Regions from separate parts of the Homo sapiens genome. Here all the other regions are linked to region 1. A link is a contact called in ENCODE Hi-C or POLR2A ChIA-PET data. All regions are on one chromosome and are shown on one strand. The core of a region is the stretch at or near the end of the contact, and the rest is flanking DNA. Distances in the headings are between cores, read along the strand shown. Region 1 has its middle 73 kb from the start of ATF7IP2. Region 2 overlaps TEKT5 (tektin 5). Region 3 overlaps NUBP1 (NUBP iron-sulfur cluster assembly factor 1, cytosolic).

What was found. A loop is a pair of places that touch in the nucleus more often than their neighbours do. ChIA-PET counts read pairs that join two places held with the same protein, here RNA polymerase II (POLR2A). Pooled maps may share reads with other maps.
Region 2: a loop to region 1 is called in a map of HepG2, with 3 times the contacts of the local background. The contact joins two enhancer-like sites. A Hi-C loop is called at or near these places in 1 of 168 maps with a recorded cell type or tissue (HepG2). POLR2A ChIA-PET finds 5 or more read pairs at or near these places in 2 of 52 experiments (OCI-LY7 and WTC11).
Region 3: a loop to region 1 is called in a pooled map, with 2.9 times the contacts of the local background. The contact joins two enhancer-like sites. A Hi-C loop is called at or near these places in 1 of 168 maps with a recorded cell type or tissue (GM12878), 1 of 37 single-sample maps with no recorded cell type and 4 of 50 pooled maps. POLR2A ChIA-PET finds 5 or more read pairs at or near these places in 3 of 52 experiments (AG04450, GM10248 and HepG2).

What each region holds. Positions count from the first base shown.
Region 1 is chr16:10,310,718-10,315,823 of GRCh38, forward strand. No RefSeq gene overlaps it. Among named protein-coding and RNA genes, the nearest start is that of ATF7IP2, 73 kb to the right of the region's middle. Within about 2 kb of position 2,599, at least 2 of the 41 ENCODE cell types and tissues checked have a DNase peak (open chromatin) inside an H3K27ac peak, as active enhancers do; they include GM12878, where a contact is called at or near this core.
Region 2 is chr16:10,643,103-10,648,060 of GRCh38, forward strand. All of the region lies in intron 5 of TEKT5 (tektin 5), which reads right to left. Among named protein-coding and RNA genes, the nearest start is that of TEKT5, 49 kb to the right of the region's middle. Within about 2 kb of position 3,701, at least 4 of the 41 ENCODE cell types and tissues checked have a DNase peak (open chromatin) inside an H3K27ac peak, as active enhancers do.
Region 3 is chr16:10,751,056-10,755,994 of GRCh38, forward strand. NUBP1 (NUBP iron-sulfur cluster assembly factor 1, cytosolic) reads left to right here. Exons shown (of 11, transcript NM_002484.4): 4 at 1,555-1,623; 5 at 4,666-4,698. Among named protein-coding and RNA genes, the nearest start is that of NUBP1, 9.7 kb to the left of the region's middle. Within about 2 kb of position 2,141, at least 10 of the 41 ENCODE cell types and tissues checked have a DNase peak (open chromatin) inside an H3K27ac peak, as active enhancers do; they include GM12878, where a contact is called at or near this core.

The DNA.
Region 1 (5,106 bases), core at 1,349-3,848:
GGGAGGCCGAAGCAGGTGGATCACCTGAAGTCAGGAGTTTGAGTCCAGCCTGGCCAACATGGCAAAGCCCTGTCTCTACTAAATATACGAAAATTAGCCAGGTGTGGTGGTACAGGCCTGTAATCCCAGCTACTCAGGAAGCTAAGGCAGAAGAACCACTCGAACCCAGGAGGTGGAGGTTACAGTGAGCCAAGATCATGCCACTGCACTCCAGCCTGGGTAACAGAGCGAGACTCCCTCTCAAAAAAATAAATAAATAAAAATAAATCCAGTGTAGGCTGGCTTCAAGGCCTATGGTCTTTGATAGTGTTGTTGCTATGATTTTCCTTTGTTTTTAACTTTTTAAACTTTGAAATTATTTTAGATTTATCAGAAAGTTGCAAAGATAGCACCGATCATTCCTGTGTACTCTCACCTAGGTTTCTCTGATGTTAAGGTCTTACAATCATCAAAACCAAGAAATTAGCACTAGGACAATTCACTGCAGACCTTATTCATTTTTCACCGGTTTTTCCACTAATGTCCTTTGCCGCCTTCTGGGAGGAAAAATATTTCCTCTGCTCCCTTATTTTCACTGACAGGGTCCATACATTAAACTGACACAAGTCAGACTAGCAAGAGAAAAGACGTTTTATTTCCATATGTATGTATGCACATGGGAGTTCACAGAAAAGAAAATGTGACTCAAAGGAGTGGTTAGAATTTGGGGCTTATAGCCGGACGTGGTGGCTCATGCCTGTAATCCCAGCACTTTGGGAGGCTAAGGCCGGTGGATCGCTTGAGACCAGGAGTTCGAGACCAGCCTGGCCTACTTGGTGAAACCCCATCTTCACTAAAAATACAAAACATTAGCCGAGCATGGTGGCAGGTGTCTGTAACCCCAGCTACTCAGGAGTCTGAGGCAGGAGAATTGCCTGAATCCACGAGGCAGAGGTTGCAGTGAGCCGAGAATGCACCACTGCACTCTACTCCGGGCAAAGCGAGACTCTGTCTCAAAAAAAAAAAAAAAAATAGAATTTGGGGCTTATAATCCATCTTAATAGGTGAAGGATCACAGTACTTTAGGAGGCTGAGGCAGGAGGATCACTTGAGCCCAGGGGTTCAAGACCAGCTTGGGCAACAAAGTGAGAACTTGTCTCTACAAAAAAAAAAAAAAAAAAAAATTAGCTGGGCATGGTGATGCATAGCTGTAGTCCCAGCTACTTGGGAGACTGAGGTTGGAGGATTGCTTGAGCCTGGTAGGTCGAGGTTTCAATGAGTTATGATCGTACCACTGCACTCCAGCCCGGGCAACAGAGGGAGACCCTGTCTCGAAAAAAAAAGACAGGAAACGAAAAAGACAAAATAGATGAAGGAGAAGGGAAGAAAGAGCACTTGTGGAAAAACAAACGAGGTTTTGGAAAGATAAATGAGCCCTTAGGAGACTAGATGGGGGATATGACAGATTTTGTGACTGTCTGCTTTGGTGTGTGGCTGACTTCTGTCTCAGAGAAGATTGGAGTTGTTCCCAGGGATAAGATTTATGACAATAGAGTTCTTTTTTATTCTTTTGGGAGGCTCTGCTCTTAGGCAGATAAGAGATTTCAGAAAGTCAGAAGCCCTCGGCTCAAAACAATTTTTATGCCACACTGGCTTATTCTGGGGCCCTTCCCCATTTCAGAATCCAATTGGGGCCGGGCATGGTGGCTCATGCCTGTAATCCTAACACTCTGGGAGGCCGAGGCAGGTGAATCACTTGAGGCCAGGAGTTTGAGACCAGTCTGGCCAACATGGTGAAACCCCATCTCCACTAAAAATCCAAAAATAAAAGTAGCTGGGCGTGGTGGTGGGCACCTGTAATCCCAGCTACTCAGGAGGCTGGGGCAGGAGAATCACTTGATCCCAGGAAGCAGAGGTTGCAGTGAGCCAAGATCGCGCCACTGCACTTCAGCCCAGGCAACAGAGTGAGACCCTTTCTAAAAAAAAAAAAAAAAAAAAAAAATCCAATTGGGACCCCACCTTACATTTAGTTATGTCTTCTTGGTCTCCTCCAATGTGTGACAGTTTCTCCGTCTTCCTTTATTCCTCACCACTTTGACACTTTTGAGAAATATTGATCTTTTATTTTGTAGACTGTCCCTTAACTTGGTGTTTCCTCATGACTAGACTGAGGTTGTTAAACATTTACTAGCACACCACAGGCCGTTGGTTTGCATGAGAATGAAACAACAACTAGGGTTTCTCTTTATATATATTTTATATTTGATGCTCCCAAAGTGCTAGGATCAGCCAGGCGCGATGGCTCATCCCTGTAATCCCAGTGCTTTGGGAGGCCAAGGTGGAAAGATCACCCAAGCCCAGAAGTTCAAGGCCAGCCTGGGCAATTTAGTGAGATTCCATCTCTTCAAAAAATTTAAATATTAGCCTGCAGGGTGTGAACCTGTAGTCCCAGCTACTCAGGAGGCTGAGGAAAGAAGATCCCTTGAGTCCAGGAGGCCAAGGCTGCAGTGAGCTATGATCGCACCACTGCACTCCAGCCTGGGCAACAGAGTGAAACCTTGATTCTAAAAATAAACACAAAAAGGGAGGTGGAGCATAACTCATCATGCTTTAAGTGTGGACTGCACAGAGTGACTTCCTTACAAAGAGCACAAAGGGAGGGAAAGAGCAACTGTACAGTGAGAAACTTGATAAACACTACCTCAACCAGGTGATCAAGGCCAACATCAACCATGATAAGTCATGTCAACAGTATGCGCTGGTATCACTTGATAAAAATGGCATTTTACCACTATCATCTTTCTTCCAAAAATCCATAACCTCAGCTAATCATGAAAAAAAAACATCAGACAAATCTCAGTAGAGGGCCGTGCTGCAAATTGCCTGACCAGTACTTCTCAGAACTGTCATCAAAAACAAATTCTGAGAAACTGTCACAGCGAAGAGGACCCTAAAGAGACATGACAACTAAATGTAATTGGTATCCTTGATGGGATCCTGGAACAGGAAATCTGTCACAAGGTAAAAACTAAGGCAGTCCGAATAAAGTATGGGCTTTAGTTAATGCATCAATATTAGATCGTTGATTGTAACAAATGCACCACACTAATGTAAGCTAACAGGGGAAACTGAGTCAGGATGTATGAGGACACTGTACTACCTTCACAATTTTTGTAAAATGTAAAACTATTCTTTTTTTTTTTTTTTGAGATGGAGTTTTACTCTTGTTGCCTGGGCTAGAGTACAGTGGCGCAATCTCAGCTCACTGCAACCTCCACCTCCCGGGTTCAAATGATTCTCCTGCCTCAGCCTCCCAAGTAGCTAGGATTACAGGGAGCTACCACCATGCCTGGCTAATTTTTGTACTTTTAGTAGAGACAGGGTTTCACCATGTTGGCCAGGCTGGTCTCAAACTCCTGCCGTCAGGTGATCCACCTGCCTTGGCCTCCCAAAGTGTTGAGATTACAGGTGTGAACCACTGTGCCCAGCTAAAACTATTCTTAAAAAATTTAGTTTGTTTAAAAAAAAAAAAAAAAAGGAAAAAGTGACCATTTTTTAATCTCTCAAAAATATACCATTAACCTAAACCCTTAAAATATTTACATTCAGGCTGGACACAGTGCCTCACACCTGTAATCCCCGCACTTTGGGAGGCTAAAGAGGGAGGATCATTTGAGCCCAGGAGCCTAGGCAACATGGCAAAACCCCACCTCTACAAAAAATACGAAAATGAGCCAGGGGTAATGGCATGTCTGTAGTCCCAGTTACTCAGGAGGCTGAGATGGGAGGATCACTTGAGCCCAGGAGGTTGAGGCTGCAGTAAGCTGATTATGCCACTGCACTCCAGCCTGGGCAACAGAGCAAGATCCTGTCTCAAAATAAAATAAAATAAAATAAAATATTTGCATTCAAAAGGAGCTTCAGAATAGACCATATGAATAAAATATAGCAAGAGCTGCAGATAAATAGATTTCTCTAGAGAATATGAAAATAATACCCGGTACCTATTCAATGATACGAGGAACATGCAGAGGGGAGGGGAATTATTCCAATCAGTCTCCTGCTGCAGAAACCATAAACATAAAAATAGAAGTAGGCTATGAATCTCCCCTCAAGAATGGGAAGGTGATCAATAGCTTCCATCTAGCATCCATGCCCCACTGAGATGACATTCTTTCCAGAGGGGGAAAAATGAGCTGCCAATGAGAAATTGTTGAGATGACTAAGAAAGACACCATCTCAGGAACTTCCAAATTGAGTTTGACTGTTAGTCAATGTGTTGAGTAGTTGTTATATATCATTCCTTCTCCAGAAGATGGAGCTTTAGTCTAAAATAATGATGTAAGACAAGCCGGCAAGCTGGGCCCAGAATAATAGAATTCAAAGAAAATGCATAAATCGTGGTTACTATCAAGAGGGTTTGAAAAGCATTTTAAATCTCCTTGGAGACGGGTTCATTTGACCCGATTCTCTTACTCATTATGAGAATCCATTGCTTCAACTGTTTTCATCCAGGCAAAAAAGAAAATTTCAGTGGGAGTCATAAAAATGATTATGTATCATCTTATTTTTATTTGGTATTTCTCTTCCCAAAAGTCTAAAGGCTCACTATTATCTTGTAGTGCAGTTCATATGTTGATGGAAGTGACATTATTTATTTGTTTATTTATTTATTTTGAGATGGAGTTTCGCTCTTGTTGCCCAGGCTGGAGTGCAATGGTGTGATCTCAGCTCACCGCAACCTCCGCCTCCCAGGTTCAAGTGATTCTCCTGCCTCAGCCTCCTGAGTAGCTGGGATTACAGGCATGCACCACCATGCCTGGCTAATTTTGTATTTTTAGTATAGACGGGGTTTCACCATGTTGGTCAGGCTGGTCTTGAACTCCCAACCTCAGATGACCCACCCACCTCGGCCTCCCAAAGTGCTGAGATTACAGGCGTGAGCCACCGCACCCGGCCAAGGTGACATTTAAGTTCACTGTGGCAGTGAATTTATTATGCAGATAGGAGTTGCATGAATTTTCTCCAAAATATTCAGATATAAAATTCATTTTTGTCTAAAACAAATCAATCTGACTTAGCCCCCATGTCAGCCATAATTTTTCTCACATCTCGCCTCCATATGTA
Region 2 (4,958 bases), core at 2,451-4,950, 330 kb after region 1:
GGGCATGGTGGCTCATGCCTGTAATCCCAGCACTTTGGGATGCCGAGGCAGGAGAATCACTTGACGCCAGGAGTTTGAGACCAGCCTGGGCAACACAGTGAGACCCCATCTCTAAAAAAAAAAAAAATTTTCTGGGCCTGGTAGCTGATGTCTATAGTCCTAGCTAGTCAGAAGGCTGAGGTGAGAGGATGGCTTGAGCCTATGAGTTTGAGGCTCTAGTGAGCTGTGATGGCACCATTGCACTGCAGGCTGGGCGACAGAGCGAGACTCCGTCTCTTAAAAAAAAAAAAAGTAAAATATAAATATAAAAAAATTTACTGTATGATTATACCTCAAAATTTCCACTAATACACTGTGTTTTAAAACAATGAGGCCAGCTCTTCACATACTATTCATGCTATAGCCTGTGCTGTCCAACATGAGGCCGAGGGCCACATATGGCTGTTAAGCCCTTGAATGTGGCTAGTGCAAATTGAGATGAGCCGTAAGTAAGCACGTAACATGCACCAGATTTTGAAGACTTAGCACAAGAAAAATGTTATAAAATATCTCTGCAATAATTTTTATATTGACAACATGTAAAAATAACACTTTGGTATATTATTATCAAAGTATTATGCATTACATAAAACATATTATTAAAATCAATTTCACGCCGGGCGGGGTGGCTCACGCCTGTTTTACCAGCACTTTGGGAGGCCAAGACAGGTGGATCACCTGAGGTCAGAAGTTCCAGACCAGCCTGGGCCACATAGTGAGACCCCCGTCTCTACTAAAAATAGAAAAAAAATTAGCCAGATGTGGTGGCAGGCGCCTGTAATCCCAACTACGCGGGAGGCTGAGGCAGGAGAATTGCTTGAACCCGGGAGGAGGAGGTTGCAGTGAACCGAGGTCGCACCATCGCACTCCAGACTGGGCAACAAGAGCAAAACTCTGCCTCAAAAAATAAATAAAATAACATAAAATCAATTTCACATTTTTCGCTTTTTCAAGCAGCTACTAGACACTTTAAAGTTACACAAGGGGCTTGCACTGTATTTCTAATGGATGGCACTAGTCGAGACCCTGCTGAGCGTTTTTCAGTTTACAAAGTCCTTTCCCATCTTTTACGTCATTTGATACCCACAACTGCCCTGTGAGAAAGTGAGTCAGTGACTACTATTCCCATTGCACATATGAAGTCAACTGAGGCCCAGAGAGGAGCTGTAAACAGCTAAGTGCATCATCAGAGGTGGACATGAGGCTTGAAACCCTAAAGTCATTTTTCTCAAAGTGGCGTTCGCAGATCCCCACATCGGATTCTTCCAGAATGGCTTATTATCTATGCAGATCCTTGAGCCCTACACACTTACTGCATCCAAATCTCACCTCTCCAGGTCCTTGCTTAAATGTCACCTCCAAAGAAAGAGCTTCCCTGTCTACTCTATTCAAAACGGACAGCCACCTCCATCACTGCACCCCTCACCTGGCTTCCCCCTTTCTTCCTGGATCTATTTGTCTGCATGAATCAGTTTGTCTCCAGACCCTATGGGGGCACCAGGAAATGGCTTCCTGACTATAACATAAGCTATCAGAAATCAGGGGCTGTGTTTTGTTCACACTGTTCTCCTATCGCCTAGAACAGTGTTTGGTGCAGCATTAGGGTTACCAGTTAAACTATAGGACTCCCAGTTAAATTTGAATTTCATATAAACAACAAAGCACTTTCTCGTGTATGTTCTGTAATGGACTGCCTGAATGTCTGTGTTCCCCCAAAATTCCTATATTGAAAGCTTAATCTGTCCCAGTGTGCTGGAGGTGGGGCCTCTGAGAGGCGATTAGGTGATGAGGTGGAGCTCTCATGAATGGGATTAGTGCCTTTATAAGAAGAGGCTACTTTACTCTCTTTCTGCCAGGTGAAGAAATACAAAGGCTGTCTACAACCCGGAAGAGGGCCCTCACCAGAACCCGATCATGCTGGCACCCTGACCTTGGACTTTTAGCCTCCAGAACTGTGAGAAATAAATTTTGATGTTTACAAACCACCTAGCCTATGGTGGTACTTGGTTATAGTAGCATGAATGCAAGGAGGCAAGCCCCCCCAGTTATTGCATGAGACATACTGATGTTAAAACATGATTTGTAGGTCAGGCACAATGGCTCACACCTATAATCCTAAACACTTTGAGAGGCTGAGGTGGGAGGATTGCTTGAGCCCAGGAGTTCGAGACCAGCCTGGGCAACATAGTGAAAACCCATCTCTACAAAAAATACAAAAAAATTAGTCAGGTGTGGTGGTTTGCACCTGTGGTCCCAGCTACTCAGGAGGCTGAGGTGGGAGGACTGCCTGACCCCAGGAGGTGAAGGCTGCAGTGAGCCGTGATGCACCACTGCACTCCAGCCTGGGCAGCAGAGCAAGATCCTATATAATAATAATTTGGCCAGGCACAGTGGCTCACGCCTGTAATCCCAGCACTTTGGGAGGCCAAAGCAGGCAGATCACCTGAGGAGAGGAGTTCAAAACCAGCCTGGCCAACATGGTAAAATCCCATCTCTGCTAAAAATACAAAAATTGGCCAGACATGGTGGCAAGCACCTGTAATTCCAGCTACTGGGAGGCTGAGACAGGAAAATCGCTTGAACCTGGGAGGCGGAGGTTGCAGGGAGCCAAGATCACACCATTGCACTGGACTGCAAGACTGGGCAACAAGAGTGAAACTCTGTCTCAAAAACTAAATAAAATTTAAAAAATATAATAATTTGTTGGCTGGCCATAGTGTCTTAGTGCCTGTAATTCCAGCACTTTGCGGGGCACTGAGGTGGGAGGATCGCTTGAGCCAAGGAGTTTGAGACCAGCCTGGGCAATATAGTGAGACCCCATCTCTACAGAAAAAAAAGAAAAACTGGCCAGGCATATAGTGCACATCTGTAATCCCAGCTACTTGGGAGGCTGAGGAAGGATTGCTTGAGCCCAGAAGGTCGAGGTCGCACTCAGCTATGATCACAACACTGTACTGCATTCTAGCCTGGCCAACAGAGTAAGACTCTGTCTCAAAAAAAAAAAAAAATTTGTTGATCTGACATTCAAGTTTAAATGGACATCCTGTATTTGTCTTTGCTAAATCTGGAAACCCTACTTATGGTAGTAGCTCAATAAACATCAATTGAATGAATGAATCACAGTGGGATCTGGAAATCTAGATTTTTAACCAGCTTCCCCCCAGTGACTCTTGTGCACACTCAAATTTGGGAACAACCTGCCCTACAAATTATAGAATCCTGCCCATCTCGGATTTTAAGATAGGGGAAAACTGATTACACAGTAAATTGCTCCTGAATGAGGTGGGATTGCAAGTATAACACCCAGTCCCTGCCTTCAAGGATTTTACAGTCACTTTGCTTTTTTTCCTTTCTCATAAGCTGTAAAACATTCACACATCTTAATATGCAAGGAATGACTGAATGAGGTTGGGCCCATAACCTATGGGCACCAAGAAATTGCTTAAAACAGAATTTTTTTTTTCAAAGAATCAAAGTCCTGGCTTCTGTATTAGCTTAAGAAAAAATCCAGGAAAAATAGATAGCAGTTTGCTCCCTAAAGAGGACAAAAGGATGCCTGTTTCCTACTGGTGGAGTCAAGACGAGAAGCTGGGTTATGGGAGGGCAAGGAGGCCCAGCCTCCTCCAGAGCCCACCTAGGAAGGAGGCCAGCCCTTCACCTGGTCCTCTGTGAGCCACAGCAACTCAGCCCACACGCTGGTTAAACATTATCCCATAAGAATGTTCTGTGCCCAGAATGTGAGTGGCATATAAACACTCAATGCGGCAACACCTCTCTTGGAAGCCCTGGGGATTTTCTTCAGAAACCTCCCCTTTGTGGGGGCAGTGGGTGGGATGTACAACCCTTAGAATGCACCACTTCAGCCCAGCGCAGAAGAAAATAAAGCCTTATATAGATGAAAAATGCTCCTTGGTGCCACTTTGCCCAGTGTTTGCCCTGTCATGGAAAACAGCCCCTACCATCTAGGCGTCCCTACTTGAAGAGCCTATTGCTGGGGTGGACGGGACATTACTGAGGGTTCAGCGGGTGATAAGAAGCTGCCAGTGGGCTGGGCGCGGTGGCTGACAACTGTGGTCCCAGCACTTTGGGAGGCTGAGGCAGGCAGATTGCTTGAGTCCAGGAATTCGACCAGCTTGGGTAGCATGGTGAGACCCTGTCTCTACAAAAAATTTAAAAAAAAATAAGCCGGGCGTGGTGGTGCACACCGGCGGTCCCAGCTACTCAGGAGGCTGAGGCAGGAGGATCGCTTAAGCCTGGGATGTCGAGGCTGCAGTGAGCTGTGATGACGCCACTGCACCCCAGCCTGGGTGACAGAGTGGGACCCTGTCTCAAAAAAAAAAAAAAAAAGCAGCAGCCACCTGTGGTACGCGCCTTCCTGGCCCCACCCTGAGCCCATCCAGGGCAGCTCCCAGGATGCTCCCCTCCACCAGTAGGTGCTGTTGCTAGGGAAATCTAGAGATGCCTCAGGCCAGAGACCTGAGCCCACCTTGTCTCTTTCTTTGTTCACTTTCTCCATTTCCTGGTCACCATGCTTAGGGCTCAGTCAGCCTGTGATGGGGACCTGAAACTTTACAAAAGGCCTGTCTCCTGGGTCTGGGAAAGGAAGAGCTAATACTCATTCATAAGCTCAATCTTTTCTTCATTCATTCATTCATCCACAGAGTCATTGATTCATATGTCAGTGCAACAAATGTTCGTTGAGCACCTACTTAGTGCCAAGCACTGTTCTAGGCAGTGGATCCGAGTAACCACAACAGCTGGAAAACCCTGTCCTTGTGGAGTGGACATTCTGCTGGACTTTACACTCTGTTGTTTGCTTTTTTACACAACAATCACTTGTTGAGCACATACGAGTACTGGCTACAAGTGAGACAAATGGTCACTGTCAGCATCACAGAACTCAAGTCCCTCCCACCTCC
Region 3 (4,939 bases), core at 891-3,390, 440 kb after region 1:
GGCCATCTGGGTAGCAGGAGCTTGTCAACAGCCTCTCGGGCCTGCCACGGGAGTGAGAGAGTGCGCTGGATCTGCTTCTCATATCCTTACATCATTTCGCTCAAGATTCACTCCCCAAGGGAGTGAAATTCCTCTAAAGGGAATTGATTAAATTGTTCCCTAAAGGAAGGGCATGGAGACAGAGTCACTAGAAACCTGAGAGTATCGAGGAAAGTCTCTATCACAGTCATAGTGATAGTGTCATTTCCCCGTGGATCATTGACACATCAGTCCCAAGTATCAAGGTCCGGAGAGAGCAAGTCAGGTTTTCCGATGATGTCGCTCTGCTGTTCTCCCCGGATGGCTCCATAGAGGGCACCTGAGGCCAGTGCTGGTCTGTGGATGGCGTTTTCCCGTGCACAAGTTTGAGACAGCGCTGGGTGCTGAGGAAGTAGGAGGCTGGGTTTGTTGAGAGGATTGAAGAGGGTGGCAAGAAACTAATTCAGGGCAAGTTAAAAAGTGACGCGGAGGTGCAGCACTTTGGATCCGAGTCATTGCAGCTTTCAAGATGAATACTAGCCCTGTTCTCAGAAGGTTCCTGAAGGCCGTCTCAGACCTCCTGTATCAGAGGGGAAGGCTTGGGGTGGAATGGGGTCGCCTGAAGCTGCACCTGAGTCACAACTAAAGAGCTTTTCCAGGTTTCCATCTTACTTTAAGTTTCTGTTCTGTAAGTTTAGCCTAAACCATCATTCACCTTCAGGATCAAAGGAAAACAGGGCTTGGTCAGGGTTCAGCTAGAGGCTCCACTCTGGTCCTCCACAGCAGGCCCGTGGTGTACTGGAAAGAGCCCCAGTTGGGGCCGAAAGACCTCAGTTTATGTCCCAGCTCTGTTCCCTGCTTATTGAACTGGTCCCCTCTGAACCTCAGTTTCCTCCTCTGTAAACCAGAGATAATGATACTTACCTTCTAGGCACATGGCCGCCTCAGCCTCCCAAAGTGTTGGGATTACAGGCGTGAGCCACTGCACCCAGCCCCCAATATTTTTTAATACATTCATATTCTGCTTAAATAGTCTAGATTTGGCTTGTATCTGAGACTCCTGAACAAGATAGGATGAGTTTGAGAAAAATTTAAGATGCAGAGACCAAGGCTTGGTGAGGGGTGAGCAAAAGAGAGCTGTTTAGGGTGGCTCCAACACTGCCGTCTCTTGGCTGTTCCATCCATTCTGTCACACAAGCCAAACAGGCGCTAGGTCCCTTTCCCCGTCTCCTCCAACCAGGGCTCAGTAAACAAGGTCTGAGCCCGAGCCTCCAAGTGACCTGACAGCCAGGTCTGTAAGATCACCCTTGAGGAGCTCAGCCAGGCTGAGGGGTAGGGGAATGGGGGCATCAGTGTTTATGAACCTTGAGATCAGCGTTAGGACTCTCCCTCAGGAGAATCTGATGGCTCCAAGTTTAACCCAGTTTCTGTCTTCTCCCCTGTCCTTTTCCTCTAACCCCGCTCCCCTCCTAGTTGTGTGTGTCTGGAGTGTGTGCATTCAGTTATATAACCGCTTTGGTCTCTTCTTGTCCCCAGATTGCTCTTCTAGACATCGATATATGTGGGCCATCGATTCCCAAGATAATGGGATTGGAAGGAGAGCAGGTAATAGCCGGTTACAGAACTCAGGAAATTATTCTCTTAAGGCAAACTCTGTAGCACTGAACTGTCAAACCTCAACAAAGAGGCATGCGGAGCCCATAAATGTTTTTTTGTTGTTGTTTTGTTTTGTTGTTTTTGAGACAAGGTCTCACTCTTGTCGCCCGGGCTGGAGTGCAGTGGTGCAACCTCAGCTCACTGCAACCTCCACCTCCTGGGTTCAAGCGATTCTTGTGCTCAGCCTCCTGAGTAGCTGGGACTACAGTGGTGTGCCATCATGCCCAACTAATTTTTGTATTTTTGGTAGAGACCAGGTTTCACTACGTTGGCCAAGCTGGGCTCCACCTCCTGACCTCTAGTGATCACCTGCCTCAGCCTCCCAAAGTGCTAGGATTACAGGCGTGAGCCACCGCACCTGGCCTGTAAATGTTTATGTGGACATGAGGAGCTCATACATGCTCAGTAGTCCATCTGTCTACTTTTAACAACAACTGTGAGTCTTGGCGGGGGAGGGGCGGGATTGTATATGAAGTCTGTCTACACCATTGGAGAAGCATTGGTTTCGATGCCTCCTCAGAGGGGAAGGGAAACAGCCAGTGAAATGCAGAAGTAAGACACGGAAATTTAGCTCTGACTGGGAACATTAGACCAGGGCTTGCTATGGGTCTGTACCCTGGAAGCAAGGGAATATTTCTGCCCTTGTGGTCTCCCCTGGGGAACTGAGACTGCAGGGCGGGTGAGCGATGTGGGCTGGGGGCAGGGCTGTAGCAGTCTATGTAGTTGCTGGCCTCTTCTTGCTAGCAAGAAGCTCTCCAAGAGAGGATTCCCCCAAGGGCAGTGCATGGAAGCTGGGGCTGGGGGTGCTGGGATGTCCCGAGAGTCTCAAGATTGGTTCTTTCTTTAATTAGTGCCAGGAATGCATTAATCCTGTTTTGGGGATGCAGTGGTGAACAAGGTCCATGAAGACCCCTGTCTGGGTGGGAGAAGGCAGATGCTAGATAATGTGAAACCAACCCAGAGTGAGGGGATGGACAGTAGGGCAGAGTCAGAGGGGCTGAGGGGTGGTCAAAGGTGCCCTCACTGAGGGATAGCATTTGAGCAGAGGATGACAGGAGGGGAGAGCTGGGGGAAGGGCATTCTGGGCTAAGGGAGCAACTGCATGGGCCGCTGACACAAGGTGTCCTTGTGTCCTCAGTGGAGTGACCAGAGGGGCTGGAGGGTGGCCCGAAGCAGATGGGGCCGGCCTTGCAGGCACTTCTAAGGCCTTGGGGTTTGCTTCCGAGGGAGTAGGGAAGGAGAGCGATGTCACCCTGTGAGGCTTGGTCACATACCCCAATGGATTTGGTAGCACACGCCACAGTGAAGGTATAAGCTACTGTCATCACACGTAATTATTTCATGAAACAGAAAATTTTAAAATAAAAGAAAATAGAAGTTTCCCTATTTTCTTCTCCTGCACTATTGGATCATCCTGTTTACCCCTCTTTTAAGACAAATGGACTTAGCAAACGAGTGTAAATAGGAATGAATGGTTTTGTGGGGTTTATTTTATTTTATTTTATTTTATTTTATTTTATTTATTTTATTGAGACAGAGTTTCACTCTTGTTGCCCAGGCTGGAGTGCAGTGTCGCGATCTCGGCTCACCACAACCTCCGCCTCCCGGGCTCAAGCAGTTCTCCTGCCTCAGCCTCCTGAATAGCTGGCATTACAGACACACGCCACCACGTCCAGCTATTTTTTGTATTTTTAGTAGAGTTGGGGTTTCACCATGTTGACCAGGCTGGTCTCGAACTCCTGACCTCAGGTGATCCTCCCGCCTCAGCCTCCCGCAGTGTTTGGATTACAGGTGTGAGCCACTGTGCCTGGCTGGGTGTCTTTTAATAGAACTTCGAAGTCAGTCACAGAGGACCGCATGTTGTGTGATTCCACTTACATGAAATGTGCAGAATAGGTCAGTCCACAGTGAGAGAAAGTGGATTAGGGGTCCTGTAAGGCTGGGAGGATGTGAGACAGACTGTGGGGGGTGGTGACAGCTGAGGGGTATAGGGATTCTTCTTAAGAGTCAGGCAAATGTTCTAAAATTGTGGTGACTGGGTACAGTGGCTCACACCTGCAATCCCAACACTTTGGGAGGCCAAGGCGGGTGGATCACTTGAGGTCAGGAGTTTGAGACCAGGCTGGCCAACATGGTGAAACCCCGTCTCTACAAAAAATACAAAAATTAGCTGGGCATGGTGGCGGGCACCTATAATCTCAGCTACCTGGGAGGCTAAGGCAGGAGAATCACTTGAACCTGGGAGGTGGAGGTTGCAGTGAGTCAGGATCACGCCACTGCACTCCAGCCTGGTCGACAGGGCAAGACCCCATCTCAAAAATAAAAATAAAAAATAAAACTGTGGTGATGGCTGCATGCTTGTGACTGTACAGAAAGCCACTCATTCAATGGGTGAGTCATATTGTCTATGAATCATGTCTCAGTAAATCTGTTGAGAAAAGTAAGGCTTCATCAAGAAAATTAAACTTTCAGTGTGCGCTTTGTGTGCTGCTGGACACCTGCTGGGGGGAAGAGGTCTGAATCTTGTTGCCCCAGGAAGCTCCCCTTTGTGGCTGGAGCTGATTGGGGACAGGTTCTGAATCAGCTGTTTCGTGAGAGCTCATTCCCTTCACTCCTGTGCTTTTACAAAAGCCACCTCATTGCTCCACAGGTATCTGCATTTTCTCATCAGTCCCCAGCCGATTTTTATGACTCTTTTAAGATACCTTAGACACAACATCATATTTGAACTTGAGTAACTTTGGTTCCCTATCTAGACATCCAAGTAGAGTTTCCAAATAACCCAGCTTAGGGCACAAAGGGAGTTGAGTTGCATCTTTATTACCCACGCCCTAGCTGTTCACCTCCTTTTAGGAATTTCGTGGTACCATGTAAGACAATGAATTATATTTTAAAAAACCATCGTCTTACTTTGTACAATTTGTCTGTGCATGAAATGTGACCAGGGTACATGATTTCTACTAATGAACATCGGTGCTCATGTTCACACAGGTTCACCAGAGTGGCTCAGGCTGGTCTCCAGTGGTGAGTTTTCACCTCTTTGCCCTATTTTCACAGTAGTGTGTGGTTGTGTGTACATAATGGGTTTGTGGTTTGTTGGTCCATAGGTATTTATTAGGGTACTTTTCGAGGCACAGAGGATGTGATTAAAACCAGTGATTGGCAGGCTTTTTCTGTAAAGTGTGGGACGGTAAAGATTTTCAGCATGTGGGCCTACATTCCTTGCTGTTGTAGCACAAAAGTAGTAATATGTAACTGAACAACC